Regions from separate parts of the Homo sapiens genome. Here region 1 is linked to region 2. The links are chromatin loops, found by intact Hi-C in ENCODE. Cell type or tissue: stomach. All regions are shown on one strand. Links, peaks and the distances in the headings refer to the core of each region. The heading gives the core; the rest is flanking DNA. Region 1 overlaps TAOK1 (TAO kinase 1). Region 2 has its middle 22 kb from the start of TAOK1.

Region 1 (15,405 bases), core at 3,400-11,399, 84 kb after region 2:
GCAGCCTCCGCCTCCCAGGTTCAAGCGATTCTCCTGCTTCAGCCTCCTGAGTAGCTGGGATTACAGGCGTGCACCACTATGTCCATCTAATTTTTAGTATTTTTAGTAGAGGTAAAGTTTCACCATGTTGGCCAGGCTAGTCTCAAACTCCTGACTAGGGATGATCCACCTGCCTTAGCCTCCCAAAGTGCTGGTATTACAGGAGTCAGCCACTGTGGCTGGCTTTTTTTTTTTTTTTTAAGGGAAGAGGTCTCACTTTGTTTCCCAGGCTGGAGTGCAGTGACTATTCGCAGGCATGATCAGAGTGCACTACAACCTCACACTCCTGGGCACAAAGTGATTCTCCTGCCTGAGCCTCCTGGGTAGCTGGGACTATAGGCACCCACCACCATGTCTGGCTTCCCCCGTTTTTAGTAACTATATTAGGGGTATTGGGATGTTGTCCATTTCTTCTCTGTTTTTCAAAACTCCACATTGTTAAGGATATTAACTCTTATGTAAGTTTCAAACTTTTTAAAAGTTTATCTTATTATTTGAGACAGGGTCTCGCTGTGTCACCCAGACTGGAGGGCAATGGCACAGTCTGCTCACTGCAGCCTTCACCTCCCGGATTCAAGCAATTCTCCCACCTCAGCCTCCCGAGTAGCTGGGACTACAGGCATGCACTACTATACCTGGCTAATTTTTGTATTTTTAGCAGAGACAGGGTTTCGCCATGTTGGTCAGGCTGGCAGGCTGGTCTCAAGCTCCTGACCTCAAGTGATCTGCCAACCGTGGCCTCCGAAAGTGTTGGGATTACAGGTGCAAGCTACCTCACCCGGCCTTTTTATTTTATTTTATTTTATTTTTTTTTTTTTTTGAGACAGAGTGTCGCTATGTTGCCCAGGCTGCAGTGCAATGACACGATCTTGGCTCAGGGCATCCTCTGCCTCCTGGGTTCAAGCGATTCTCCTGCCTCAGCTTCCCGAGTAGCTGGGATTACAGGTGCTTACCACCACGCCTGGCTAATTTTTGTATTTTTAGTAGAGACAGGGTTTCCCATGTTGGCCAGGCTGGTTTTGAACTTCTGACCTCAGGTGACCCACCCGCCTCAGCCTCCCAAAGTGCTGGGATTACAGGCGTGAGCCACTGCACCTGGTCTTTTTTTTTTTTTTTTTTTTTTTAATTCTTACAGATGTACTTCCTGCTTTCATACCGAGTTTATCTTTTTTTTTATTATTTTTGGTATCTTTTACTGTGTTCCTCTCAAGCTTTCTTTTTTATATTGTCAAATATGTTTTTTTCTTACTGCTTTGCATGTAGATCATAGATAAGTTTCTTCACACTGGTTACAAAGAAATTTACTCATATTTCCTCCCAGTACTCGTATAGTTTCTTTTTTTTATATTTGTGTATCTGATCCCTATGTAATTCTGATGTTCGGTTTGAGGAAAAGGTATAATTTTTCTCTCACATGGCTATTAGGCGCTCTCAAAAACACATTTTTATCAAATCAATCTTTTTCCCATTGATTTGAGATGCCTTTTTTAGCCATTTAGCAGTAATGTTTATGGTAAGATATGTGATAGGCATATAACTTTTTTTCCAAATGGATTGTCAAGTTTTCTCAACCTTTATTTCTTCTCCTTTAACTGTGTGTGTTAAATTCCAAGATAGACATACATGGGTTTGTTTCTGGGTCTTTTAGGTTATTAATTTCCTTGTCTTTTTGTTTTAGTATTTTACTCTTGTGATGGTGATAGTATTGTGTTGTCCTTTGGTCTTTGGTAGAACAAGTATTTCAATTCCCTAATTATCTCTTGTCTCTCTGAATTTCTGGAAGTTGCTATTCTGCATTTTCTCTGTTCTTAACAACTTTAAAGTTTTTGTATATCATAGTCTTATGCATACTGTTTGTTCTGTAAGTATTTGTGGAAGTGAAATCATTTTTAGGAGTTACATAGAAGATAATTAAGTATATTGTTTTATTCAGCAATATTTATATAATAACTGTAGATGGTAAGGGGTAGAAGCTGGAGAGATGATACAAAAATGAATGAGACACATTGTGCCTGCTTGTTTAGGAAAGAGAGAGTTAAATAATTGCAATATAATACGGTAAATGCGGCAGGATGCTTTGGGGGCATAAAGGGAGAGTAACTGACTTTTCTAATAGAGTTAAGGTTTTGCAAACATTATGACATTTAATCTAAATCTTGAAAGACTTTGAGTGGGAATTTGTTAGGTAGATAAGAAAGAAGATGCCGATCATGGACCCAGCTAGAAAATTTTAATGTAAAATAATTCTTGTAATAAGGGCACTAAAACTTAATCATTCAAAATTCTTAACTACGGTCTTAAGTAACACTGAAGTTTGTTTTTTTAATAGTTTGATTAATTGAAAATTAATACTTTATATGGAATTTAGTTCAGCCTACTCAGTTTAGGGATGAGAAGTTAAGTGACTTTGCTATGGTCACATATTCTTGGAAGAACTGTGATTAAGACTGCTCCAGGGAACTTCTAGAACAGGGAAATTGGTAAAAGTATATGGGGCAGCCTTGGATATATATTAGAAATTGAATACAAATTAAGAATTTATATATTTTTATTGCAGTGTGGTGTTAATTTAGGGGGGTACAAAAGACATATAAATGTATTTTATATAGTTACAAAGAAGTTTTCTAGCAAGAATTAAAATTGCTTGTTACTTGACAAGAATTGGATGGAGCTGTTTTTTTCTCTTAAAAGTCTGATGAAATCAGGCCAGGTGTGGTGGCTTATGCCTGTAATCCCAGCACTTTGGGAGGCTGAGGCAGGCAGATCACTTGAGGTCAGGAGTTCGAGACCAGCCTGGCCAACATGGTGAATCCCCATCTCTACTAAAAATACAAAAATTAGCCGGGGGCGGTGGTGCGTGCCTGTAGTCCCAGCTACTTGGGAGGCTGAGGCAGGAGAATTGCTTGAACCTGGGAGATGGGTGTTGCAGTGAGCTGAGATTGTGCCATTGCACTCCAGCCTGGGTGACAGAGTGAGACTCTGTCTCAAAAAAGGAAAAAATAAAGCCTGATGAAATCAATTTTGGAGTTTTTAAAAATTGTTGAATTTGAACAAGTTAAAAGAAAATAGCTAACACTTACTGTAGTGCTTATTACTCCAGAGTATTACTCTATGCTTTCATTTATTAACTCATTTAACCCTCCTGATTACACTGTGAAGTAGATTTTTTCCTCCTTCCTTCCTTTCCCTTTTCTTTTCTTTCCTTTCCTTTTTATTTCCTTTTTCCTTTCCTTTCCTTTCTTTCATCTAACAAACAGGGTCTCTCTCTCTTGCCCAGGCTGGAATGCCATGGGGTGATCATCACTCACTGTAACCTCGAACCTCTGGGCACAAGTGATCCTCCCACCTCAGTCTCCCAAGTAGCTAGGACTATAGGAGCACACCACACCACCCAGCTAATTTTGTAATTTTTTTGTATTGGAAGATCTTGCTGTGTTGTCTGAGCTGGTCTCAAGCTCCTGGCCGCAAGTGATCCTTGCACTTTGACCTCTCAAAATGCTTGGATTACAGATGTGAACTTTCACACCTGGCCTATAGTCATTTTACAGATTAGGAAAATGATACTACCTAATTTCAGAACTAGTGTTGCTGGGATTCCTATCCAGCAGTGTCATTCCAGAGTCCAGGTTCCAAAGCCTCTTAATTATGACATCCAGTTTTGTTTTGTTTTGTTTTGAGACAGGATCTCACCCTGTTGCCCAGGCTGGAGTGCGGTGGTGTGATCATAGCTCACTGCAACCTTGACCTCCTGAACTCCAGTGATCCTTCCGCCTTAGCCGCCAAAGTAGCCAGGACTATAAGTGCATGACACCACTCTTGGCTAATTTTTTAAATTTATTTTTGTAGAGGCAGGGTCTTACCATATTACCCAGGCTGGTCATGAACTCCTGGTCTCAAGCGATCCTCCTGCCTTGACCTCCCAAAGAGCTGGGATTACAGGCATGAGCCACTGAGTCTGGCTATGACAGCCAGTATTAAAACTGGGTAATCTGATATAAAGGAATTGATAGGACAACTGCCAGGAAGTTTTCTGGTTATCTGTATTTCTACTTATTTAATGAAACAGTTGATAAAGGGCATATTTTAATGTGAATCAGGTGAATCAAGTTTATGGAGAAACAGTTGTCTGTGAAATACATTACTTTCTCCCACTATATTTTTCTTTGAATGTCTGTTAGAGTTGATTAGTACACTAGCATACGGTATCTGAAAAGAAAAGAAGTTTCCTGTTGTCAGAAATACTGTGGGCACATCTTGCGTTATTGTGTATTTTTAAAATAGTCTCTTTTATATTATCTTCTCTATTGATGAGATGACTGCATCAGAAGTGGATACATTTTTAAGTATTGACTTAGAAAACCTCCCAAGATACAAAGATTATCTCATTTTTTTAAAGTGCTGTATAGTAGGAATCTGTTTTTGAAGTACCATGGTGTTCATGATGATGAAACAGGTTTAGGAGCTACTGCAGTAGTACCCACACTGCCTTTTCAGTGAAATTCTAGACATGAGATAAATTTGTAGATCAGTATATGACCTTATACTAATTATTCTTAGCAGTTTTTGCCTTTTCTGACTTTTTTTTTCTATTTTTCTACAGTAGTTTATGCCAACGTGACTTCATTCATACAGATGAACCAAGGATCGGGATAGCAGTATAAAATTAGAATCAAGACAGCTGACTGCTCAGCAGGATGCCATCAACTAACAGAGCAGGCAGCCTGAAGGACCCTGAAATTGCAGAGCTCTTCTTCAAAGAAGATCCAGAGAAGCTCTTCACAGATCTCAGAGAAATTGGCCATGGAAGCTTTGGAGCAGTGTATTTTGTAAGTGTTAGTGGCTTGATGTCAGTGACTAAAATTTACTTAATGTCCACTCCTGACAGAGCAAAATATAGTAATGAAAAGAGATATAGGCCATAGTCATTTTATAGTCACTTGCATAGGGGGAAGAGAGAGAGCGCGAGAGCGAGAGCGTGGGTGAGTGTGTGTGTCTGTGTGTAAAATTCAAATATGAAAATAGTTTTATTTATTGAACTTCTTGGATTATTGAAAAAATGAGAAAGAATATTATTTTGTGGGCCAGGCTTGGTGGCTCACGCCTGTAATCCTAGCACTTTGGGAGGCAAGGTTGGGTGGATTGCTTGAGTCCAGCAGTTTGAGACCACCCTGGGCAACATGGTGAAACCCTGCCTCTACAAAAAATACAAAACTTAGCCCGGTGTGGTGGTGCACACCTGTAGTTCCAGGTACTCAGGAGGCTGAGGCCAGAGAATCACCTGAGCCCAAGAGGCAGAGGTTGCAGTGAGCCGAGATTGTACCACTGCATTTCAGCCTGGGCAACAGAGCAGATCCTGTCACAAAAAATAAATAAATAAATAAATAAATAAATAAACAAATGAAAGAAAGAAAAAGAAAAAAATTTGCTTTAACTTATGTGTTACTTTTTTAGAATTCTTAGCACACCTTTTTTATAAGTCTCATGGCTTGCATTGCTATAGAGTTAAATACTGCAGAACACAGACTTCCACTGATTTCTACTTCTGTAAAGTCCCATTCAGAGTCAATCTTAGTCTTGTGGAGGTCTAGGATTATTATTTGACAGATATACCAAAGTCTGTTTCTTTTATATGCATTTGTGTGTGCGTGTGAATTAAAAAAACTTATCAAATTTGCTGTTTTAATTATTTTTTAACATTTGCACAAACATTACCACCATCTACTTCTAAAACATTTTCATCACCTGAAATAGAAACTCTATATCCACTGACAGTAACTCCCATTTCACCCTCCACCCAGCCCCTGGTACCTGTAATCTCCCTTGGTCTCGATGAATTTGCTTAGATATTTCTAGATATTCATAGAAATGGAGTCAAACAATATTTATTCTTTTGTTTCTAGCTTATATTATTTAACTGATTGTTTTTGAGCTTCATCCATATTGCAGTATCTGTGAGAACTTCATTCTTCTTTATAGCTGAATAATATTCCATTGTATATTAAACCATAATTTGTTTATCTATACATCTGTTGATGAACACATGGGTTGTTTCCACTTTTGACTATTGTGAATGATGCTGCCATGAACATTGATGTGTATCTGGTTGAGTCCCTGTTTTCAATTTTGAGTATGTACCTAGGAGTGGATTTGCAGGTTCCTATAGTATTCTGTGTTTGTTTGTGGGACTGCCTAACTGCACCACAGCAGCTGCACCAGTCTTTGTTCTATGTCTATGGATTTGCCTATTCTGGATACTTCATAAAAAAGAAATCGTACAATATTTGACCTTTAGTTTCTGGCTTACTTTTTTTTTTTTTTTTTTTGAGATGGAGTCTCGCTCTATTGCCCAGGCTGGAGTGCAATGGCACGATCTCGGCTCACTGCAAGCTCCGCCTCCCGGGTTCATGCCATTCTCCTGCCTCAGCCTCCCGAGTAGCTGGGACTACAGGCGCCCACCACCACGCCCGGCTAATTTTTTGTATTTTTAGTAGAGACAGCGTTTCACCGTGTTAGCCAAGATGGTCTCGATCTCCTATAGGCACGTGCTACTAACCCCTGGCTAATTTTTGTCTTTTAAGTAGAGACGGGGTTTTGCCATGTTGGCCAGGCTGGTCTCAAACTCCTGACCTCAAGTGATCCTCTTGCCTTAGCCTCCTGAAGTGTTGGGATTACAGGTGTGAGCCACCACACCTGGCCTATTTTGAGTTAGATTTTTTGTTTTGTTTTGTTTTTGTTGTTTTGAGACAGAGCGTCGCTCTGTTGCCCAGGCTGGAGTGCAGTGGTGCGTTCTCAGCTCACTGCAACCTCCGCCTCCCGGGTTCAAGCAATTCTCCTGCCTCAACCTCTCGAGTAGCTGGGATTACAGGTGCATGCCACCATGTCTAGCTATATTTTGAGTTAGTTTTTATATATGGTGTGAGGTAGAGGTCTAACTTCATTCACTTAGGTTTTTTTGTTTTTTTTTTTTTTGAGACAGGGTCTCTCACTCTGTTGCCCAGGCTGGAGTGCAGCAGAGTCATCATGGCTCACTACGTCCTCAGCCTCCGTGGGCTCAGGTGTTCCTCCCACCTCAGCCTCCAGAATAGCTGGGACCACAAGCGTGCACCACCAGGCCCAGCTAATTTTTTTGCTTTTTTTTTTTTTTGGAAATGGGGTTTTGCTATGTTGCCCAGGCTGGTGTTGAACTCCTGGGCACAAGCAGTCCACCCACCTTGGCCTCACAAAAGTGCTGAGATTATAGGTGTGAGCCACCACACCTGGCCCCAACTTCATTCTTTTGTGTGGGTAAATCTAGTTTTCCCAGTACATCTGTTAAAGAGACTGTTATTTCCCCCATTGAATTGTCTTGGCATCCTTGTCAAATCAGTTGATCATATTTCATAGATTAATTTCTGATCTCTTAATTCTATTCCATTTATCTGTATGTCTATCTTTATGTCAGTACCACACCGTTTTGATGACTGTAGCTTTGTGGTAAGTTTGAGATCAAGAGGTTTTATTCCTCCAACTTTGTTATTCTTCTTAAGGTTTGTTTCAGAGCTCCTTGAAATTTCATATGAATTTGAGGATTGGCTTTTTTTTTTCTTATTACCACTTTCCAGTTGACGTGGCTTTTTTATTTCTGCAAAAAAAGACTTAGAATTTTGATAGGGATTGTGTTGACTCTATAGATCACTTTTGGTAGATCTATAGATCACTGTCTTAATAATATTAAGTCTTCTGATCCATGAACACAGAATGTCTTTCTAAACATTTATTTATAGCTTTAATTTCCTTGAGCATTATTTTGCATTTAGTTGCAAATGTTTCACCTCCATGCAACATATTCTTAGGTTTTTTTGTTTTTTTGTTTTTTTTTTGTTTTTGAGACGGAGTCTCACCCTGTCACCCAGGTTAGAGTGCAGTGGTGCGATCTCGGCTCACTGCAGCCTCGGCCTCCTGGGTTCAAATGATTCTCCTGCCTCAGCCTCTCAAGTAGCTGGGACTACAGGAGCATGCCACCATGCCCAGCTAATTTTTTGTATTTTTAGTAGAGACGGGGTTTCACTGTGTTAGCCAGGATGGTATTTTTTGTTTTTTGTTGAGACAGTCTTGCTTTGTCACCCAGGCTGGAGTACAGTGGCACGATCTTTGCTCACTGCAACCTTTGCCTCCCAGGTGATTCTCCTGCCTCAGTCTCCTAAGTTGCTGGGATTACAGGTACACACCACCACACTTGGCTAATTTTTGTATTTTTAGTAGAGACAGGGTTTCACCATGTTGGCCAGGCTGGTCTTGAACTCCTGACCTCAAGTGATCTGCCTGCCTCAGCCTCCCAAAGTGCTGGGATTACAGGTGTGAGCCACTGCATCTGGTCATTCCTACGTATTTTATTCTTTTAGATGCTAGTGTAAGTGGAATTACTTTCTTAATTCCGTGTGAAATTGTTCATTGCTGATGTATAGAAACATAGCTGTTTTTTGTATCTTCATCTTGTACCCTACAACTCTGCTGAGTTTGTATGTTCTAGTATCTTTCTGTTGGATTCTTTGAAATTTCTACGTACAGTATTATATCATTTGCAAATGGAGATGGTTTTACTTCTTTCTTTTCAACTTGAATGGCTTTCGTTTTTCCTGTCTTGATACCCTGGGCTAGAACTTCCAGTACAGTGTTGAACAGCCGTGGTGAAAGTGAGCATGTTGTCTTGTTCCTGATAGTAGTGAGAAAGCCTTTTCAGCCTTTTACTATTGAGTATGGTGTTAGCACTGGGTTTTTAATAAATACCCTTTATCATGTTGAAGAAGTTCCCTTTATTCCTGTTTTTTTGAGTGTTTTTATCATGAAAGTATTGGATTCTGTCAAATGCCTTTTCTGCATCAAGCTGGATCATGTGTTTTTTTTTTCCTTCATTTTATTAATGTGGTATATCAAATTGATTGATTTTGTTAGTTTAAATCACCCTTACATGTCTGTGATAAATCAAACTTCATCACGGTTTGTAATTCTTTTAATATGCTCTAGGTTTCTGTTTGCTAGTATGGTGTTGGGAATTTTTCATTCCACATTTGTAAGAGATGCTGGTCTGTAGTTTTCTTGTGATGTCTTTATCTAGTGTTGGCATCAGGGTAATACTGGCTTCATAGGGTGAGTTAGGAAGTGTTCCCTTCTTTTCTATTTTTTGATAGAGTTTGTGAAGGATTGGTATTAGTCTTCTTTAAATGTTTGGTAGGGCCGGGCGCGGTGGCTCATGCCTGTAATCCCAGCACTTTGGGAGGCCAAGGCAGGCAGATCACCTGAGGTCAGGGGTTCGAGACCAGCCTGGACAACATGTCAAAACCCCGTCTCTACTAAAAATACAAAAATAAGTTGAGTGTGGTGGTGCATGCCTGTAGTCCCAGCTACTCGGGGAACTGAGGCATGAGAATCGCTTGAACCCGTCCATGAGGTGGAGGTTGCAGTGAGCCAAGATCATGCCACTGCACTCCAGCCTGGGGGATAGAGCGAGACTCTGTCTCCGGGAAAAAAAAAATGTTTGGTAGAATTTCCTAGGGAAGCCATTTGGTTCTGAAGTTTTCTTTCTTGGGAGGTTTTTGATTACAGATTCAATCTCTTTACTTATGATAGGTCTGTTGAGATTTTCGATTTTCTTGAGTTAGTTTAGTTTGTAAGTTTCTAGGAATTTGTCTATTACAGGTTGAGCATCCCAAATCTGAAAATCCAATGCTTGTTGGAGCATTTCAGATTTTGGATTTTCAGACTGGGGATACCCAGCCAGTAAGTGTAATGCAAATATTCCAAAATGTGAAAAAATTTGAAATCTGAAACACTTCTGGTCCCAAGCATTTTGCACAAGGTATACTCAACCTATAATGTTCTCATATAGTTCTATTTCTTTTTTTGTTTTGTTTTGTTTTTAAAACGGAGTCTCGCTCTGTCGCCTAGGCTGGAGTGCAGTGGTGTGATCTCAGCTCACTGCAAGTTCTGCCTCCCGGGTTCACTCCATTCTCCTGCGTCAGCCCCCCAAGTAGCTGGGACTACAGGCGCCTGTCACCACGCCTGGCTAATTTTCTGTATTTTTAATAGAGACGGGGTTCCACTGTGTTAGCCAGGATGGTCTCGATCTCCTGGTCTTGTGATCCGCCTTCCTCGGCCTCCCAAAGTGCTGGGATTACAGGCGTGAGCCACAGCATCTGGCCATATAGTTCTATTTCTGTAACGTTCTCCCATTCTTTTCTTCTCTTTTTTTCTTTTTCTTTTTTTTTTTTTTTTTTTTTTGAGACAGAGTCTCACTCTGTCTCTGTCTCCCAGGCTGCAGTGCGGTGGCATGATCCTGGCTCACTGCAACCTCTGCCTCCTGGGTTCAAGCACCCCTCCCACCTCAGCCTTCCAAGTAGATGGGAATATACAGGTGCATGCCACCATACCTGGCTAATTTTTGTATTTTTTGGTTGAGATGGGGTTTCACCATGTTGGCCAGGCTGGTCTTGAACTCCTGACCTCAGGTGATCCGCCCGCCTCGGCCTCCCACAGTGCTGGGATTACAGGCGTGAGCCACCACCCCAGGCCTTTTTTTTTTTTTTTTTTTTTGAGATGGAGTGTGGCTCTGTAACCTAGGCTGGAGTGCAATGGCGTGATCTCGGCTCACTGCAACCTCCACATCCTGGATTCAAGTGATTCTCCCACCTCAGCCTCCTGAGTAGCTAAGATTACAGGTGCGCACCACCATGCCCGGCTAATTTTTGTATTTTTAGTAGAGACGGGGTTTCACCATGTTGGCCAGGCTGGTCTTGAACTCCTAACCTCAAGCGATCCACCCATCTCGGCCTCCCAAAGTGCTGGGATTACAGGCGTGAGCCACTGCACCTTGCCTGAGTTTACTGATTTAAGTGCCATCCAAACAATGCCTTCGCAGAAACATATAAATAGTGTTTGACTAAAGATCTGGGTACCATGGCCTAGCCCAGTTGACAGATAAAATTAACCATAACAAAAGGCCAGGCACGGTGGCTCACGCGTGTAATCTCAGCACTTTGGGAGGCCGAGGCAGGCAGATCAGGAGGTCAGGAGATCGAGACCATCCTGGCTAACACGGTGAAACTCCATCTCTACTAAAAATACAAAAAATTAGCCGGGTGTGGTGGCGGACGCCTGTAGTCCCAGCTACTTGGGAGGCTAAGGCAGGAGAACGGCGTGAACCCGGGAGGTGGAGCTTGCAGTGAGCCGAGATTGCGCCACTGGGCTCCAGCCTGGGCGACAGAGTGAGACTCCATCTTGAAAAAAAAAAAATTAACCATAACACTGTTATATGATTACTCCACAGTTTGTTTCTCCATTCTTTTGTTGGCAGAAAGCTTTACTGTTTACGGTTTCTGGCTATTATGAATAAAGTTGCTGTGAACAATTCATGCACAGTTATTTTTTATGGATGTTTTGATTTCAGTAAATATCAAGGATGGGGTTATTGAGTCATCAGGCAAGCTTATGTTAGTTTTATAATCAATTCCCAGATGTTTTTATCAAGAGGGAGAAATTTTACAGTCCCATCAGCAGTGTATGAGAATTTGGTTTGCTCTTTATCGTCTCCAACATTTGGTATTGACAGTCATTTTAATTTGCATTCTGGTGGGTGTGTAGTAGTATTTCAATATGGTTTTTTTTGTTTTGTTTTGTTTTTGTTTTGAGACGAAGTCTCGCTCTCTTACCCAGGCTGGAGTGCAATGGCACAATCTTGTCACACTGCAACCTCTGCCTCTGGGTTCAAGTGATACTCGTGTCTCAGCCTCCCCAGTAGCTGGAATTACAGACATGCGCCACCACACCTGATTAGTTTTTTGTATTTCTATTTTTTGTTTATTTATTTTATTTGTTTTTTTTGTGAGACAGAGTCTCACTCTTTTGCCCAGGCTGGAATGCAGTATTGCAATCTCGCCCCACTGCAACCTCTGCCTCCTGGGTTCAAGCAATTCTCCTGCCTCAGCCTGCCGAGTAGCTGGGATTATAGGCGTGCGCCACCACGCCCAGGTAATTTTATTTTATTTTTATTTTTTATTTTTTTGTATTTTTAGTAGAGACAGGATTTTACCATGTTGGCCAGGCTGGTCTTGAATTCCTGACCTCAAGAGATCCACCCGCCTTGGCCTCCCAACGTGCTGAGATTATAGGCATGAGCCACTTTGCCCAGCCTAATTTTTGTATTTTTACTAGAGATGGGGTTTCACCATGTTGGCCGGTTACTTAAGGAGAATTTGTAGATTTTTGAGCTTCTGCTTTTCAGCTTCCTTTTCTGAGATTGTGCTTTTGTTAGCTTCTGACTCTGGCTTCTGTCTCCTCAGCCTGGCTTTCTTCTTGGACTCTGTTTTCCTTTCACAAGTTCAGAGATGAAGCTGGGGTAAATTTGGAGTTCATTTTGCATACTGTTGTTTTTTTCAAGGATTGTAGTCTCTAAAGTTATGCCTGCATTTGTTGCTCTCTGGTAATTTTATATAATTGTTTTACATATATTGCCTGCTTTGTCAGCTCACTGCAAACACCGCCTGCTGGGTTCAAGTGATTCTCCTATCTCAGCCTCCCGAGTAGCTGAGATTACAGGCGCCCGCCCCCACGCCCGGCTGTTTGTTTTTTTTTATTTTTAGTAGAAACGGGATTTCACCATGTTGGCCAGGCTGGTCTCGAACTCCTGACCTCAAGTGATCCACCTGCCTCAGCCTCCCAGTTACAGGCATGAGTCACCACACCCGGCCTCATTCTTTTTTTATGGCCGAATAGTACTTCATTGTATAAATGTACCACATTTTCTTTATCTATTTGTCTGTTGGTGGACACTTACATTGTTTCCAGCTCTTGGCTGTTGTGAATAGTGCTGCAATAAACATGAGAGTGCAGATATCTCTTTGATAATACTAATTTCCTTTATGTTGGGCATATACCTAATAGTTGGATTGCTGGATGATATGGTAGCTCTATTTCTAGTGTTTTGGAGAACCTCCATCCAAACTCTTCTTCATAGTGGTTGTGCTAATTTACATTCCCAACAGTGTACAGGGGTTCCCTTTTCTCCACATCCTCACTAGTCATATTATTTGTACTTACCTGGGCTTTTCATATATCCTTCTGTAAAGATGTGGTGTTTTGGAGCAGTGGGTCTTTCATTGTTATATTGGAAAGTTTTGAATTTCAGCAGGTTTTCCTCAGACCTCTTTAGGCCTGCCTATATGATCTACAAAGTGGTGAAAGTAATGTTTCTTGCCCTTTTCCTTTTATTAAAGAGACAAAGACCCATCTTGGCAAAATATCAATGATTTAACTTTTTCAAAATAAAACTATAAAATTGCATTATCCCAATTCTAGAACTTTGTCAGTAGTCTTTTTTTTCTGAGACGGAGTCTCGCTCTGTCACCCAGACTAGAGTGCAGTGGCACGATCTCAGTTCACTGTAACCTTCACCTCCCGGGTTCATGCAATTCTTCTGGCTCAGGCTCCTGAGTAGCTAGGATTACAGGCATTTGCCAGCACACCTGGCTAATTTTTGTATTTTTAGTAGAGACCGGGTTTCACCATGTTGGCCAGGCTGGTCTCGAACTCCTGACCTCATGATCCACCCGCCTCGGCCTCCCAAAGTTCTGGGATTACAGGCATGAGCCACCACACCCGGCCTGTCAGTAGTCTTTTTTGACAAGTATGACTGAAGTTGGTATGCCTAGGATCAAGGGTATAGTGGGAACTAAAGATGTAATGGGAGAAAAGAAAGATAATCAAGGGCTCTTGAAATACCTGCTACATTACCCTAAGAAATATGGGCTTTATTCTGAAGTCTTCAGGGAACCACTGAAGTACAACAGAAATATTTTATTTCCATTTGTGAAGTAAAGTTTACTCTTGTATTAATGTAGAGGAAAGGTTGGCATGTATCAGAGATCGAAGCAGAGAGACTGATTAGGATGCTTTTATAATAATTTAGGAAAGAAATGCAGAGAGCTTAGTTAGTAGCAGTGAGAGTGGAGAGGTAAGTAAACAGTTGAGAATGAAAGTTTTAATCAGTAGAATAAAGAGCATTTATATTCTGATAAGATAAAGGGCGCATGTGGTAGTGTCTCACTCCTAGAGTAGAATTATTAAAGAGAGTGAGAGGAAGTGATTCTCTGTTGTTTGCACCTCCTTATGTAATAATTGCTAAGATTCTTCTACCCAAACTGGATTATTTCAGAGAGCTGTAGTTGAAGGTCTCATAGTCTCAGAAATAAGATTCTAACGAGAAAACAAAAACAAATTGTTCTAAGTCAGATATCTGGAGCTGGTTTAGGAGAGACTCGGAAATTAGGCATAATGTGTGATCCTGGATTAGAAAAAAAAAGCCTGTAAAGAGCATTACTCAAACGTTGGTGAAATTTGAGTGCGTACTATGTATGCATCTGGATAATGATATTATATCAGTGCTGAATTTTCTACATACGGTAATTGTACTTTGGTTATTCATGAGAATGTTCTTGTTCTTAGGAGATACATGAAGAAGTGTTTTAGGACTAAGGATCAGAATATTCTCTAATGGCTCTTTAATTATAAAATAATGATAACAAAAGGTATATTTAGATAGAAAATCTCAAAGGAAATGTGGCAAAATGTTAACCAAGAATTTTTCTATAGACAGGGCCAACAAACCTCAGCCCTGACACCAAATCCAACCTGTGATGTGTTTTTGTTCAGCTCCTAAACTAAGGACAGTTTTAACATTAAATAAAGAAGAATATGCAACATAGATTGTATGCGGCCCACAGAGCCTGAAATTTCTACTACTTGCCTTTTGGAGAAAAACTTTGCTCACTTCTGATCTAAAGGAAGGCATAAGAAGGGTTCACTGTGCTGTGCCAACTTTGTCATATGTTTGACAGATTTGTGTAATGAAATGTAGAGAGCGAAATTTTTTTTTTTTTTAATGCTGATTTAGGGGGCCAGGAAACTCTCCAATTCAGGTTAGGACCATCCCAGAAACAATTGAATGAAAGCACAGAGGAGTCAAGGTTAATTAACTCAAAGCAGGTTTTTTCTGTTATGTTTATTGATGTGTGGGAAACATGAACATGTAGATGAGGAAAGTTTGAATGTAGTCCAGAATTGAATCTTTTTGCTGCAATTCTATTTCTGGGTCACTAATCTTCATATTTTGTGGTATCAGAGAAACCCATGCACACACTGTTCTGTTGTTACATTTCCTCTCATCCCCACTCCATGACAGGATGAAATGTGCAGTGTTTGTTTATAGACTATCTAAAGGAAGGACCCTCTGGTCAAATTTTTTTAGGTGGCTAAAAATAGCTCTTTAACACACTTCTGAATTTTAATTAATTGGCAGGGATCACCTTAAATTAAAAAATACTCAAATTGAGTCAG
Region 2 (15,405 bases), core at 4,786-12,785:
ATAGAAGTAATAGATATTATCTTTCTATTTGTTCATAGAAAGATGAAGAGAAGTGACAGGTAATCAAATAATTTTAATACAATGATAAGTGCAATAATAAAGATAGCTCCAGCCAGGCGCGGTGGCTCACACCTGTAGTTCCAGCACTTTGGGAGGCCTAGGCGGGCGGATCATGAGGTCAAGAGATCAAGACTATCCTGGCCAACATGGTGAAACCCCATCTGTACTAAAAAAACAAAAAAATTAGCCAGGCGTGGTGGCCCGCGCCTGTAGTCCCAGCTACTCAGGAGGCTGAGGCAGGAGAATCACTTGAACCCAGGAGGCAGAGGTTGCAGTGAGCTGAGATCGCGCCACTGCACTCCAGCCTGGTGACAGAGCAAGACTTCATCTCAAATAAATAAATAAATAAATAAAGGTAGCTCCACCTGTAGGACTGCACATGTTATCACAGTGTCACAAAAGAAATGACTTTGATTTGGTTCTTTAAGAAAGAATATTAGCCAAATGAAACATAGGGCTTCCTGGTGTCATTCTGGCCCAGCTCTGGGTTTTTCCCTCACCACAAACTGTCAAAAAGCCTGATCCAATTTTGTATCAGTAAAATAATCAAGACATTTGAAAAAGTGCTGGACTGATCTGGGTTCCTGGGGTTATTGGGATAATGTCAACAACAGCACTTCCCCCCACATTTCCCCTTTTCTGGACTCATTTCTAGGTATCATCCTGAGTTTTTAAGACACTTAAATAGTTTTAGAAATCAACAAGGGTAGTCTGGGTGCAGTGGCTCATCCTGTAATCCTAGCAATTTGGGGGGCTGAGACCAGAGGATAGCTTGAACTCAGGAATTCGAGACCAGCCTGGGCAACATAGCAAGACCTCATTTCTACTAAAAACCAAAAGAACTAACTTGGCATAGTGGCACATGCATGTAGTCCCAGCTCTTCAGGAGGCTGAGGTGGGAGGATCACTTGGGCCCAGGTGATGGAGGCTACATGAGCTATGATCATGCCACTGCACTCTAGCCTGGGCAACAGAGCAAGAACCTGTTTCAATACAAAACAAAACAAAAAAGCACAACACACAACAACAACCAAAAAAAAAAAAAAAAGGAAAGAAAAAAGAAATCAATAAGGGTAGGAGGACTTGAGGACTAGATAAAAAATGAACCTCTTGAAAAAGACTGTCTTTAGCAGTCTGATCTCTCCAAGCCTGGAGGAGAGCCCAAGAGATGGAGGTGAGCCAAAGAGCTGGAGGCTCTTTATTGTAAATAGGGTTAGTTGTTTCCAGGTAAACCATTAGGTTTTTAGATCCCCAAATTCTGCCCATTGGTATTGCTCAGTTGTTGTTTGGTTTTAGCCCATACGGCCTTTTATTTAAACCTCCCTTGGAGGGCTTAATCTGGAAAGCAAAAAGGGATGATGGCCAAGGAAACAGGGAAAATATGGAATAGTAATATTTGTCCTGGGCATCACTATTCTGAATAACAGGAAGTTATTTCTGCGGCCATCAACCTGTTGTAATGAAAGACATTCAAATTTCAGTCATAATTTGAATACTGACGCTGAAACCTTGTTCAAACTATTCAACACTATTAAATCAGAAGCTCTTTAACAGAAAAATAATCTACCTTTAATTCTTTGGTGAAAATTAAAAGAAAGTATGTAGCGACCCCTCATTATCAGTTTGACAATGGTGATGATAATACTAATACTTCTACTACTCACTTACACTTATAGAGCGTTGTCTATGCACCAGGCAGTGTTTCAGAGTGCTTTGTATGATAATGATGATTTGTTGAATTTCTAAGTCTCAGTTTCTGATATTTATATCGGCTCTCCACTATGCCTGTATGAAAGACCAGTATATTGCGGATCACTTGTGGACAGGAGTTCCAGATCAGCCTGGCCAACATGGTGAAACCCCGTCTCTACTAAAAATTCAAAAGAATTAGCTGGAAATTGCTTGAACCTGGGAGGCAGAGGTTGCAGCGAGCCGAGATCGCGCCATTGCACTCCAGCCTGGGCAACAGAGCGAGACTCCATCTCAAAAAAAGAAAAAAGAAAAAAGGGCCAGGCGCAGTGGCTCACGCCTGTAATCCCAGCACTTTGGGAGGTCGCGGCGGACGGATCACCTGAGATTGGGAGTTCCAGACCAGCCTGGCCAACATGGCAAAACTCCATCTCTACTAAAAGTACAAAAATTAGCCGGGCCATGGTGGTGGGCACCTGTAATCCCAGCTACTCAGGAGGCTGAGGCAGGAGAATCGCTTGAACCCAGGAGGTGGAGGTTTGCAGTGAGCCGAGATCGCGCCACTGAGCTCCAGCCTGGGAGAAAAGAGCGAGACTCCGTCTCAAAAAAAAAAGCAAAGCAAAGCAAAAAAGAAAGACCAGTGTGTTGCTGTTTGTCTTAGGCAGCTTGAGGTGCTGTAACAAAATACCATAGACTAAGTGGCTTAGACAACAGATTTTGGCCGGGCGCAGTGACTCACGCCTGTAATCCCAGCACTTTGGGAGGCCAAGGCGGGTGAATCACCTGAGGTCAGGAGTTCAAGAGCAGCCTGACCAATATGGTGAAACCCCATCTCTACTAAAAATACAAAAATTAGCCAGGCTTGGTGGCAGGCACCTGTAGTCCCAGCTACTCAGGAGGCTGAGACAGGAGAATTGCTTGAACCCGGGAGGCAGGGGTTGCAGTGAGATGAGATCACACCATTGCACTCCAGCCTGGGTGAGAGAGCAAGACTCTGTCTCAAAAAACAAAAACAAAAACAAAACAGATTTATTTCTCAAAGTTCTGGAGGCTGGGAAGTCCCAGATCACAGGGTCAGCATGATCAGGTTCTTGGTAAGGGCCTTTGCCCTGGCTTGCAGATGGCCAACTTCCAGCTGTGTCCTCACATTGTGGGAGAGAGAGACACACACACACACACAGAGGTCTGGTCTCTTCCTCCCTATCAGGACACTAATCTCAATACGGGGCTTTACTCTCAAGACCTCATCTAAATCTAATTACCTCCCAAGGTCTCACCCCCAAAACCCACCACATTAGGGGTTAGGGCTTCAACATATGAGTTTAAGAGGGGCATATTATGTCCATAACGTCATTCTAAGAACTGCTTCTCCAACCTGGCTGCACATTTTATCATTCAGGGAGGCTTCTAAAAAATACCGATTCCTATATGCTAAACCAATTAACTCAGAATATCTGGAAGTAGAGCCTAGCTCCTCTTTGTAGATTGAACGAGAGTTAGAAAAGGGTAACTAAGGCCAAGTGCGGTGGCTCACACCCATAATCCCAGCACTTTAGGAGGCTGAGGCGGGCGGATCACCTGAGGTCCGGAGTTCTAGACCAGCCTGGCCAGCATGGTGAAACACAGTCTCTACTAAAAATACAAAATTAGCCGGGAATGGTGGCGCATGCCTGTAATTCCAGGTACTCGGGAGGCTGAGACAGGACAATCGCTTGAACCCGGGAGGTGGAGGTTGCAGTGAGCCGAGATCGCACCACTGCACTCCACCCTGGGCGACAGAATGAGACTTTGTCTCAGAAAAAAAAAAAAAAGAAAGAAAGAAAGAACAGAGTAGCTCACATTCACATTTTCCCTAAGTAAGGAGCATCCGACTTTTTTTCTTAAAGCCTTAGTGGTCAGCCCAAGGAGTCCTGATTTCACTCAATTTTCACTCAATTTCTGGGTTTCTGTTTTTCCATGTGGGAAGAGAAGCTTCTTTGAGGATTTCTATGTTTTGTTTTAAGACCAGGTTTTGTTTTGTCACCCAGGCTGGAGTGCAGTGGCATGATCAGGGCTCACTGTAGCCTCAGCCTCCAGGGCTCAGGTGATCCCCCTACCTCAGCCTCCCAAGTAGTTGCAACACCACGCTGGCTAATTTTTGTAATTTTTTTTTAGATGGGGTTTCGTCATGAGTTCAGGTTGGTCTTAAACTCCTGGGCTCAAGTGAGCTGCCCCGCCTTGGCCTCCCAAAGTACTGGGATTACAGGCATGAGCCACCGTGCCTGGCCCATTGCTTTTTTTTTTCTTTTTTTTTTTTGAGACAGAGTCTCACTCTGTTGCCCAGCCTAGAGTGCAGTGGTGCGATCTCAGTTCACTGCAACCTCTGCCTCCCGGGTTCAAGTGATTCTCCGGCCTTAGCCTCCTGAGTAGCTGGGAATACAGGCGTGTGCCACCACGACTGGCTGATTTTTGTATTTTTTAGTAGAGACGGGGTTTCACCATATTGGCCAGGCTGGTCTTGAACTCCTGACCTTGTGATCCGCCCGCCTCGGCCTCCCAAAGTGCTGGGATTATGGGCATGAGCCACCGCACCCGGACACCTGGCCGATTTCTATGGTTTTTAAAGAAAAGATGTTTCTGAGGCATGATTAACACAGTATTTGCCTTTTCTCTTTTTATTTTATTTATTTATTTATTTTTTTGAGATGGAGTCTCGCTCTGTCACCCAAGCTGGAGTGCAGTGGCACGATCTCGGCTCACTGCAAACTCTGCCTCCCAGGGTTCACACCATTCTCCTGCCTCAGCCTCCCTCCTGAATAGCTGGGACTTACATGCGCCTGCCACCAGGCCGGCTATTTTTTTGTATTTTTAGTAGAGACGGGGTTTCACCGTGTTATCCAGGATGATCTCAATCTCCTGACCTTGTGATCCGCCCACCTCAGCCTCCCAAAGTGCTGGGATTACAGGTGTGAACCACCACACCTGGCCTTTTCAGTATTTGCCTTTTCTCAGAGTCCTATCAGGTCTCTTATTGTTAGTTTCTGGGATAACTTGTGTTTTTCTTTTAAAGATACTCTGCCCTGGATTTACTAATTTGCTTACTATATATTGACTGCATTCCATGCATCAAGAGCTGTACTGAGTGGTGGGGATTTAAAGAAGATAACAAATCTCTTATCCCTAAAGAATTCACTCCTTGGGGTAAGAGACTCACACAAATAACACATAAAAAATGTGAAAAGTTAATGTAAAAGTATTGTGAAAGGCTCTGGGAAGGAAACAGTTAATTGTGGACTATCAGGGAAAACTAAAAAGGGAATGCGCTTGCCCTTTGAGTTGAGCTTTAAGGACAACATGACAATATGGGATGGGAAGTAGACGGGGGCATTTCTGGGAGAGGAATAGTGCGAACAGTGGGTTGGAGGTGTGACGGAATGTTAAGTGGTCCAGTTTAACTCAAATTCAGGGCATTTAAGGAGATTATAGAAAATGAGAATAGTGGCCCGATGCGGTGGCTCACTCCTGTAATCCCAGCACTTTGGGAGGTCAAGGCGGCCAGATCACCTGAGGCCAGGAGTTCGAGACCAACATGGTGAAAACCCATCTCTACTAAAAATACAAAAAATTAGCTGGGTGTGGTGGCGGGCAACTGTAATCTCAGCTACTCTGGAGGCTGAGGAAGGAGAATCACTTGAACCTGGGAGGCGAAGGTTGCAGTAAGCCAAGATCGCACCATTGCACTCCAGCCTGGGCAACAAAAGCGAAACTCTGTCTCAGAAAAAAAAAAAAAAGAGAATAAGATAGTAATTTCTATCCTATTTTAAGGAGGTAAAGATTAGAGGAGGAAGTTTGAAGAGAGTGGTATAGCTTTGAAACAGCCATTTTGCAGAATGAAAAAGGGAGTTCACTAGGAATAATGACATCAGCTACTATTTATGAGTGCTTACTATGTGCTAGGCATTCTGCTAGGTTCACCATATATCTTGATGAACTAAGCAGCCATGGTCCTTGTTCTCATATGGAGCCTACAATCTAGTAGGGGAGATAGAAAACAAATAGGTATATTCTTTTTGGGGTGTGTAGGGGGACAGGGTCTCATTCTGTCACCCAGATAGAGTATAGCGGTATGATCACTGCTTATGGCAGCCTTGACCTCCAGGGCTCAAGTGATCCTCCTGCCTCAGCCTCCCAAGTAGCTGGGACCACAGATGGAAGCCCCCATGCCTTGCTAATTTTTTATTTACTTATTTATTTTTTTGAGATGGAGTTTCGCTCTTGTTGCCCAGGCTGGAGTGCAATGGCGCGATCTCGGCTCACAGCAACCTCTGCCTCCCAGGTTCAAGCGATTCTCCTGCCTCAGCCTCCCTAGTAGCTGGGATTACAGGCATGTGCCACCACACCCAGCTAATTTTGTACTTTTAGTAGAGACAGGGTTTCTACTAAACCTGTTGTTCAGGCTGGTTGCGAACTCCCCACCTCAGGTGATTAGCCTGCCTTGGCCTCCCAAAGTGCTGGGCTTATAGGCGTGAGTCACTGCTCCTGGCCTGCTAATTTATTTTTATATTTTGTAGAGAGACGGGTCTCCCTATTTTGCCCAGGCTGGTTTTAAACTCCTCTTGTTTTTTCAGACAGGGTCTCACTGCGTCACCCGGGCTGGAGTGCAGTGGCGTGATCTGGCTCACTGCAGCCTCAACCTCTTGGGCTCAAGCAATCCTCCCACCTCAGCCTCCCAAGTAGCTAGAACTACAGACATGCACCACCACATCCAGCTAATTTTGTTTATTTTTTGTAGAGACAAAGTCTCACTATGTTGCCCAGGCTGGTTTCCAACTCCTCAACTCGAGTGATTCTCCCACCTTGTCCTCCCAAAGTGCTAGGATTACAGAGGTGAGCCACCTTGCCCGGCCTAGATTAGTATTTTTTTACATAGGTCTGGAGACTATGGGCCAGCCGCGGCAACTCACACCTGTAATCCCAGTGCTTTGGGAGGCCGAGGCGGGCAGATCACCTGAAGTCAGGAGTTCAAGACCAGCCTGGCCAACATGGAGAAACTCCATCTCTACTAAAAATACAAAAATTAGCCCGGCGTAGTGGTGGGTGCCTGTAATCCCAGATACTCAGGAGGCTGAGGCAGGGAGAATTGCTTGAACCCGGGAGGTGGAGGTTGCAGTGAGCTGAGATCACGTCACTGCATCCAGCCTGGGAGACAAAGCAAGAAAAAAAAAGAGGAGACCTATGGAGTTTTGAAATAATAAGATATTGAATAAAATGGCATTCATTGGGCAATTGTCTCTTATACAAAATGCCTAAGTAGGGTCTCTATAAAAAACTGTAATTAAAGGGGAGTGAAAACAAACCCTTTGCTTACAGTTTCAGTGGGTTTAATGAAAATTTATTTATATGGATGAGCCAGTCCACCCCACATGCAATTTGTATTTAATGTATTTGGATTTAGAGTTCTTGCAAACAAATTCAAAAACACTAGAATAGATTCATTGTGTCTCCTCTTTTCTATAGGAGAGGCAGTACAACCTAATTGTTAAATTGAGGGCATTAACATTAGACAGACCTGGTTTTGATTCTTGCTCAGCCACTTCCTAGCCCTGGGACCTTAGGCAAGTTATTCAACCTCTCTAGGCCTAGTTTTCTCATTAGTGCTGTGCAGATAACAAAAGAACCTATTTCAAAGGACTGTGTTGTAAATATTAAATGAAAAATTAAAGCATTTAGCCCAGTGCCTGGAAGGCAGTCACTGACACATTCCATTGCAGAAAGACATAATAGAAACAATATAATATCAAACACTTATTATGCCAGCTACTGTGCTAAGTACTTTAAATTCATTATTTCATTTAATCCTTTGAGATAGGTATTATTTCTTATTCGCATTTCACTTGAGGAAAGGGTGGTTTAAGGAATTTCAGTAATCAGAGAACTATAAAAACATCCAGTTAGCACAATCACCCTCAGGTGTGCACGTGTAATTTGATGCAAACATATGCATGCATACAAATGCAAGAATATTTACATACTCATTATTGCCTGTACCATGTTTCCTGGCACTTCCACCTGGATTGATGGTGCTGTAATAACATAGTGGCATTAGTGGAACTGGCTGGAAGAGCACCCACTCAACCAGAATGGGTGTTTTATTGGAAAGAGTGATGCATTGCAAAAGGCCCAACTCTGTCTCTACCTTGCCCTCAGACCTTGAATAAGTCATTTGACTAAATCTTTGGGCCTCAGTTTCCTCATCTGTAAAATAAGGGGGCTGGCTCAGGTCTACTCTAATCAGCTCTGAATCAAAAGCAGCCCTCAATCCTGCCACCTTGTATAGGCAGTTCTATACAAACACACTCGCCCCCATGGCAACGGCCACTCAGCTCTCAGAAGCACTGGTATGCCGCTCTACTCCAGCCAACAGTACTATTTCCATCGCAAATTCCTGGGTGAATAGAGGGCTTGGATGGGGGAGGGATCTGTTCATCAGTAATCTTAAAGCCCCTGGCATTAAAAGAAAGTCTAGAATAAATTGTCTGTGGGTGGTGCATATGTGCTAAATCAGAAACAGCATCAGCATTTAATTCACAATATTATCCTTCTAGGAGGTGGAGGAGCTATCTTAGCTGAGGTGAAATTTAGAGGGTCACTTTGCCACTGAAGTGCTGAGTCAATGAGTGGAGGAAACTGTGACCCAAGTTATTTAAAATTGGGGAGGATGCCAAAAGAACATTGCCAGAGGGTGTTTAAATCAATCTGGATTTTTGAGAAGCAATTCCAGTGTTTATTTCCAAGCTACATAGATAGACTCTCTTATTATCTTATCACAGCAGACACTTATCAGAACTTCATCTTGGAAGCACAGAGGCTGTAGGGCAAATGGACTGAGAATAAAGATGCAAGAAAAAGAGAACATCTCTTTTCAAAAAAAGGAGGAGATATCCTTGAGAAGGCTGCCCTATATCTGCTCTACCCTCTATTTTCAAGCCTTCACCAAGTTGTTTCTAGAGTCTGTTGCTGATAATGGTGAAATGGTGACGATGACAATGATGAATTCATGGCAAGGATTAGCTCTTGCCTTTTCTTCCTCCACATTGCATAGATTTGAGCCAAAGGGGGCACTATTCTTTTATAACTCAGATGAAAAGGAAGTAGATGCTCACTTAAGATAGAGTTTGAATTGCCTTTCTCACAAGGAGTGGTTCCAGGAGAAATGTAATAGGCACTACACTAGGTTTCCAGCTGAGGGCAGCCGTGTTAGCCTTTGCTGACTCCTTACGGCTGCCTACTGAGAGATCTGCAGAGGAAAGGCACTGAAAACAGGCAAACAATGTGAAGGTGGACTGGGAGTTTAGAAATCAGGCTGGTGAGAGTTTCCAGAAGAAGGCTGTCTGTAGTTAGAGACCGACCTGTGTCCATGAGCTGGGGGAATCCCGGAATGAATGGATGGTCTTTGCTGAGGATTGTATGAGCAGCAAAACTTTCTGAGCTATGACGTGCAGGGCAAATCAAAGCTGGCTGCTCCTTACAAACCTGTGGAGTTGGACTTGCTGTTTTTCCTCTTGCCACTAGAGGGTAGAATATGAAAAGAAGATTAGCATGTTTTCATCCTTGCCTAGTTAGCCCTGTAGGAATTCTAAGTGTTAAAGGATAAGAAATCTTGATCTTGCTAACACATATATCTGTCCAAGCTATTTCCTGGCTTACACATGTTCAATGGCTCCCTAAAGTTTCCAGAATAAAGTCTGAGTTGATGAGAATGGCATACAAGCTCTTCCCAAATTCGCCTTGGTCTTCCCTCATAACTCTGCCCTTCAGTCCCCTGCTCTTCATCTACAATACAAATCCTTGGGGAAGTAGTGTGGTAGAAGGAACATAGGTGTCGGAGACAACTGGAAGTCAGTTAATCATCCCAGACCACTTATTTTCCATCAGTACCACATGCAACTCACCACTAATTCCTGTCTATTCTATCTCTTAGAGAAACTCTTTGAGGGCAGGGACCATGTCTACTTTGCTCAAATTTGTATCTTTTTTTTTTTTTTTGAGACAGAGTCTCGCTCTGTCACCCAGGCTGCAATGTGCAGTGGTGCAATCTCGGCTCACTGTAACCTCCGCCTCCCGGGTTCACGCCATTCTCCTGCCTCAGCCTTCCGAGTAGCTGGGACTACAGGCGCCTGTCACCTCGCCCGGCTAATTTTTTTTATTTTTAGTAGAGATGAGGTTTCACCATGTTAGCCACGATAGTCTCAATCTCCTGACCTCGTGATCCATGCACCTTGGCCTCCCAAAGTGCTGGGATTACAGGTGTGAGCCACTGTGCCCAGCCTCAAATTTGTATCTTTACTGCCTAGCACTCTTCATGGGAGCTCATTCAATATTTATTGATCAAAATAATAAATGAATGATTACATCCATAGCACTGTTGTCCTCCTAGTCCAAGTTAATACCATCTCTCACCTGGTCTGCAGTGGGGTCCCAAGTGGTCTCCCTACGTCTCCTTTTGCTCATTACAATCCATTTTATACTCTGCAGCAAGAATGATCTTTCCCAAATGCAATTTTGCTTTAAAACCCTTCAATGGCTTCCCATTGCTCTTAAAATAAATACCGTTATATTCTGAATATGACCCACAAAGTAAATATAATTTCATTTATTAGCAGTTTGGCCACTTGCTAGTTATGTGATTATTAGTAAATTAGTAAATCTCACTGAGTTTTGGTTTCCTCATCTTAAAAATGTAAACAATAGGCCGGGCACAGTGGCTCACACCTGTAATCCCACTTTGGGAGGCCGAGGCAGGCAGATCATTTGAGGTCAGGAGTTGGAGACCAGCCTGGCCAACATGGTGAAACCCCATCTCTAGTAAAAATACAGAAAATTAGCTGGGCGTGGTGACAGGTGCCTGTAATCCCAGCTACTAGGGAGGCTGAGGCAGGAGAATCACTTGAACTTGGGAGATAGAGGTTGCAGTGAGCCGAGATTGTGCCACTGCACTCCAGCCTGGGTGACAGAGCGAGACTACATCTCAAAAAAAAAAAAAAAAAGAGGACCGGCACGGTGGCTGGCGCCTGTAATCCTAGCACTTTGTGAGGCTGAGGCAGGTGGATCACCTGAGCTCAGGAATTTGAGACCAGCCTGGGCAACAGGGTGAAACCCTGTCTGTACTAAAAATACAAAAAAAGAAAAAAAAAATCGGCTGGGCATGGTGGCACATGTCTGTATTCCCAGCTACTGGGGAGGCTGAAGCAGAAGAATCACTTGAACCCAGGAGGTGGAGGTTACAGTGAGCCGAGATTGTGCCATTGCACTTCAGCCTGGGCGACAGAGCAAGACTTCATCTCAAAATATATATATATGAACAATAATTATTCCTACCTCATAGAATTGTTGAGAAGGTTAAATAAACTAATACATACAAAATAATGAGCACAGTGTTCCGTTCTGTGTTCAGTAAATGGTAACTACAGTTTTTAGCACCTGAATGACATAGTCCCTGTATATCTCTTGCTATTCCCCCTCATTTTCTGGCAGTCTCATTAAGTTTCTTTCAGATCCTGGAATCCCATGCTCTTTTTTTTTTTTTTTTTTTTGGTCCAGGCTGGAGTGCAATGGCAATGGCGCGATCTTGGCTTACTGCAACTTCCATCTCCCAGGTTCAAGCGATTCTCCTGTCTCAGCCTCCCAAGTAGCTGGGATTACAGTAGCCCGCTACCACGCCCAGCTAATTTTTTTTTTTTTTTTTGAGATGGAGTTTCACTCTTGTTGCCCAGGCTGGGGTGCAATGGCGCGATCTCAGCTTACTGCAACTTCTGCCTCCTGGGTTCAAGCAATTCTCCTGCCTCAGCCTCCTGAGTAGCTGGGATTACAAGCATGTGCCAGCAAGCCCACCTAATTTTTTGTTTTGTTTTGTTTTGTTTTGTTTTGTTTTGTTTTTTGAGACGGAGTCTCCCTCTGTCACTCAGGCTAAAGTGCAGTGGTGTGATCTCGGCTCACTGCCACCTCTGCCTCCCAGGTTCAAGCAATTCTCCTGCCTCAGCCTCCTGAGTAGCTGGGATTACTCAGCTACTCAGCACGTGCCACCACGCCCAGCTAATTTTTGTATTTTTAGTAGAAACGGGGTTTCAACATGTTGGTTAGGCTGGTCTCGAACTCCTCCCCTCGTGATCCACCTGCCTCGGCCTCCCAAAGTGCTGGGATTACAGGTGTGAGCCACCGCGCCCCCAGCTAACTTTTTGTATTTTTAGTAGAGAAGGGGTTTCACTATGTTGGCCAGGCTGGTCTCAAACTCCTGACCTCAGGTGATCCGCCCACCTTGGCCTCCCAAAGTGCTGGGATTATAGGCGTGAGCCACCGCACCCAGCCTGCCATGCTCCTTTTTATTCCTACTTCTCTATCTGGTCCCATGTGGAGTTTCCTTCCTCTAAGAAGCCTTTCTTGACATCCCATGTCTTGTTCGGATGGCCCTGCAATGGGCTCCCATGGCATCCTAACACTCCTCAAAGCATTTGTTATCTATTCCTTACATAGTGACTGACATTTAGCAATCCTTCAGTAAATATCTGTTGAATCAACTCCAGACACTGCATTTCTCTTTCCCATGCTCTTTGTACATGTTGTTTCTTATTTCTTTTCTAGACAGAACATCATGACTGCTACATCCACATTTCCTTCCCAAGGGAAACTTTCCCACCCACAGCCTCTGTTGAAGAGACAGCCTCTAGGTAGCCATAGTTATGTCCCTTTTGCCTTAGCTGACTGGACCAGAATTGGCATCTGACGCAATGGTGGATAATCCAGGACCTGGCTAGCAATTTCCAACATATCTGGCAATTAAAAAGGAGTAGGTTGATCAGACACTGTCTCTCTTTTTAAAAACTTATTATTTTTTAAAAATATGTGAAATGGGGTCTCACGGTTTTGCCCAGCTTGGTCTCGAACCCCTGGGCTCAAGGGATCCTCCCCACCTTGGCCTCCCAAAGTGCTGGGATTACAGATGTGAGCCACTGCGCCTGGCCCAGATTCTCTTTATTTATTTTATTTTTATTTTATTTTATTTTTTTTGAGACGGAGTCTTGCTCTGACACCCAGGCTGGAGTGCAGTGACGCAATCTCGGCTCACTGCAACCTCTGCCTCCCAAGTTCAAGCGAGTCTCCTGCCTCAGCCTCCTGAATAGCTGGGATTACAGGTGCGTGCCACCATGCCTGGCTAATTTTTGTAGTTTTAGTAGAGACAGGGTTTCACTATGGTGGTCAGGCTGATCTCGAACTACTGACCTCGTGATTCACCCCCCTCAGCCTCCCAAAGTGCTAGGATTACAGGTGTGAGCCACCGCGTCTGGCCTATTTATTTATTTATTTATTTTGAGACAGCGTTTCGCTCTTGTCACCCAGGCTGGAGTGCAATGGCACGATCTCGGCTCACTGCAACCTTTGCCTCCTGGGTTCAAGCAATTCTCCTGCCTCAGCCTCCCAAGTAGATGGGATTACAGGCACCTGCCACCACACCCAGCTAATTTTTGCATTTTTAGTAGAGATGGGGTTTCACCATGTTAGCTAGGCTGGTCTCAAAGCCCTGAGCTCAGGCAATCCCCCGGCTTTGGCCTCCCAAAGTGCTGGGATTACAGGCATGAGCCACTGCACCCAGCCTCTCTTAATGTTTAAATTTTGAGTTAGCAAAAGGAGAGAATGAGCCTTTTTTTTCTTTTTCTTTCTTTTTTTTTCAAACAGTGTCTCACTCCATCACTCAAGCTGGAGTGCAGTGGCACAATCTTGGCTCACTACAACCTCCTCTGCCTCCCAGGTTCAAGCAATTCTCCTGCCTCAGCCTCCCATGTAGCTGGGATTACAGGCACCTGCTACCACGCCCAGCTAATTTTTGTATTTTTAGTAGAAATGGGGTTTCACCATGTTTGCCAGGCTGGTCTACGAACTCCTGACCTTAAGTGATTCACCCACCTCGGCCTCCCAAAGTGCTGGGATTACAGGCATGAGCCACCGAACCCAGCCCGAGGATGCAGCTTCGAATGATAAGAACACAAGCTGAAATGATACCTAAAGAAAAGCTATTAATATTAAGATAAATTCAGAGCCATGAGGAATCAAGGAAACCTACAAGGAAGTAGAAACTATGAGGTAGAGAACATTCATCTGAAAGGAAGAATAAAGAATCAATCAGTACTGGTGGAAGAGGCCCTGCCAGGAGGAAAATAGCTAAGTCATGCTAATGAGTGAACATCAGAGTGAAAACAATAAAAATGCCATCTCTTGCTCTACTGGGCTCTTAGTTTTCCTGAGTTTCTGTGACATAGATCTTTAAAATAAAATTGTTGAACGAAATGAAGCAAGTTATTATTTGCAACCCAGAGTTCCTAAATGATATACCATTTCTCTGTTTTGGGAAAACCCAGCCATCCTCTAAGGGTAAATTTCTGGCTCTCTCCTCTGTTTTCTCTCTTCATTTAGAGAAGCACTTGTCACATTACCTACATATTGGTTTGTCTCTCTTTACCCAGAGAATATCAGGCTGTTAACTCTTTGAGGACAGGTTACATTGTCTGTGTTTCCCAGCAGCATACTGTGTCTAGTAGTAAACTTGATATACAAAAGATGTTCAGCATATAAAACCAGCTACTGTTCTAAGCACTTTATAGATTTGAATTTATTTAATCTTCCCCAAAATCCTCTGAAGTAGATACTCGTATTTTCCTCATTTTACAGATGGGGAAAGGTGAGGGACAGAGAAAGGCTTACGAAAAGTTGCAAAGTAGAAGATTCAATCCAGGAAATTTGGCTCCAGAGTCCCAGAGCTTAACTACTATACTATATAGCCTGAACTAAAGGGGAACGAGGACAGGGAATACTAGTTAATATGAATATTTGAGCACTTATCTAAAAGCACTTTCACACATATTATATGAGGCCATCAAGAGTCTCCTCATTGTGGGAAACTAGCCAGAAGTTCATCCCTGAAATACCATATACTCAGATTCTTCCTATAGGCACAGAAAAATGAAAATCAGTAAAGGGCACATGCAGACTTATTTTGTAAAAAATTCCATGGACACCTGGTAGGTAGGTTTGATTTATAGGCTAATGTCTAAGGGAAGAATTGTATTAGAGTATGAAAACCTTTCATATGGGGCAAAGCAGCTACTTTCTCAGCTATTCCAAGAACTGTGAGTCTCTCCCTAAAGCCAACAATTGAGGGTGTGTATGTGGGGTGGTAGGAAGGGTGGATATAGTGGTGATTCCCTAGTGTATTATTGTTTTTAAAGGAGTCTGGCTTTAGGGAGCTCTTGCAGATGCCTTTATTGGCAGTGTCAACCGTTTCTTTGAGTTGCCATGGCACCCAAAAGACAAAGTTGGGGGGCTGTCTATTAGTGAATGATTAGGAGCCAAATAAAAAGGAAAGTTCTTTGAGGGAAGGCTGGGGTTGTTTGGGGAGCGGGGTGGAGCTGGGTGTTTAAGTATTGATATAGGGTTAATCCAGACAACTCTTGGCATGACCCATACACAAGCAACAAAGACCAGAACAAACAGGAAGGCTTACCTAGGAGCTTTCCAGCATGGTTTCTTCTTCCTAATTGCCTACGTCTAAGAGAGATCTGAGTAAGTGACCAGAGGAGAGGTCTGAAGCTAGCAACTGTTCAGCACTGAAAATGTTAAGTATTAATG

Evidence for each region. A loop is a pair of places that touch in the nucleus more often than their neighbours do. Peaks named below come from ENCODE experiments on the same cell type or tissue, not always from the same donor. Only the 100,000 strongest peaks of a DNase experiment are listed, where the experiment ranks them.
Region 1: a loop joins it to region 2, with 2.1 times the contacts of the local background. A loop is called at or near these places in 8 of 110 quality-filtered maps.

The regions. Positions count from the first base shown.
Region 1 is chr17:29,446,816-29,462,220 of GRCh38, forward strand. It overlaps TAOK1 (TAO kinase 1), which reads left to right. Exons shown (of 20, transcript NM_020791.4): 2 at 4,640-4,865. The coding sequence starts at 4,734. Among named protein-coding and RNA genes, the nearest start is that of MIR4523, 64 kb to the left of the region's middle. RefSeq lists an enhancer at 8,607-8,656. In stomach, for the core only: no CTCF peak of the experiment used is centred there; no DNase peak of the experiment used is centred there.
Region 2 is chr17:29,361,010-29,376,414 of GRCh38, forward strand. No RefSeq gene overlaps it. Among named protein-coding and RNA genes, the nearest start is that of TAOK1, 22 kb to the right of the region's middle. RefSeq lists a silencer at 8,882-9,176 and an enhancer at 9,016-9,275. In stomach, for the core only: a CTCF peak has its summit at 9,271 (motif pointing right); DNase peaks (open chromatin) are centred at 8,112, 9,002 and 9,262; H3K27ac peaks cover 489 bases.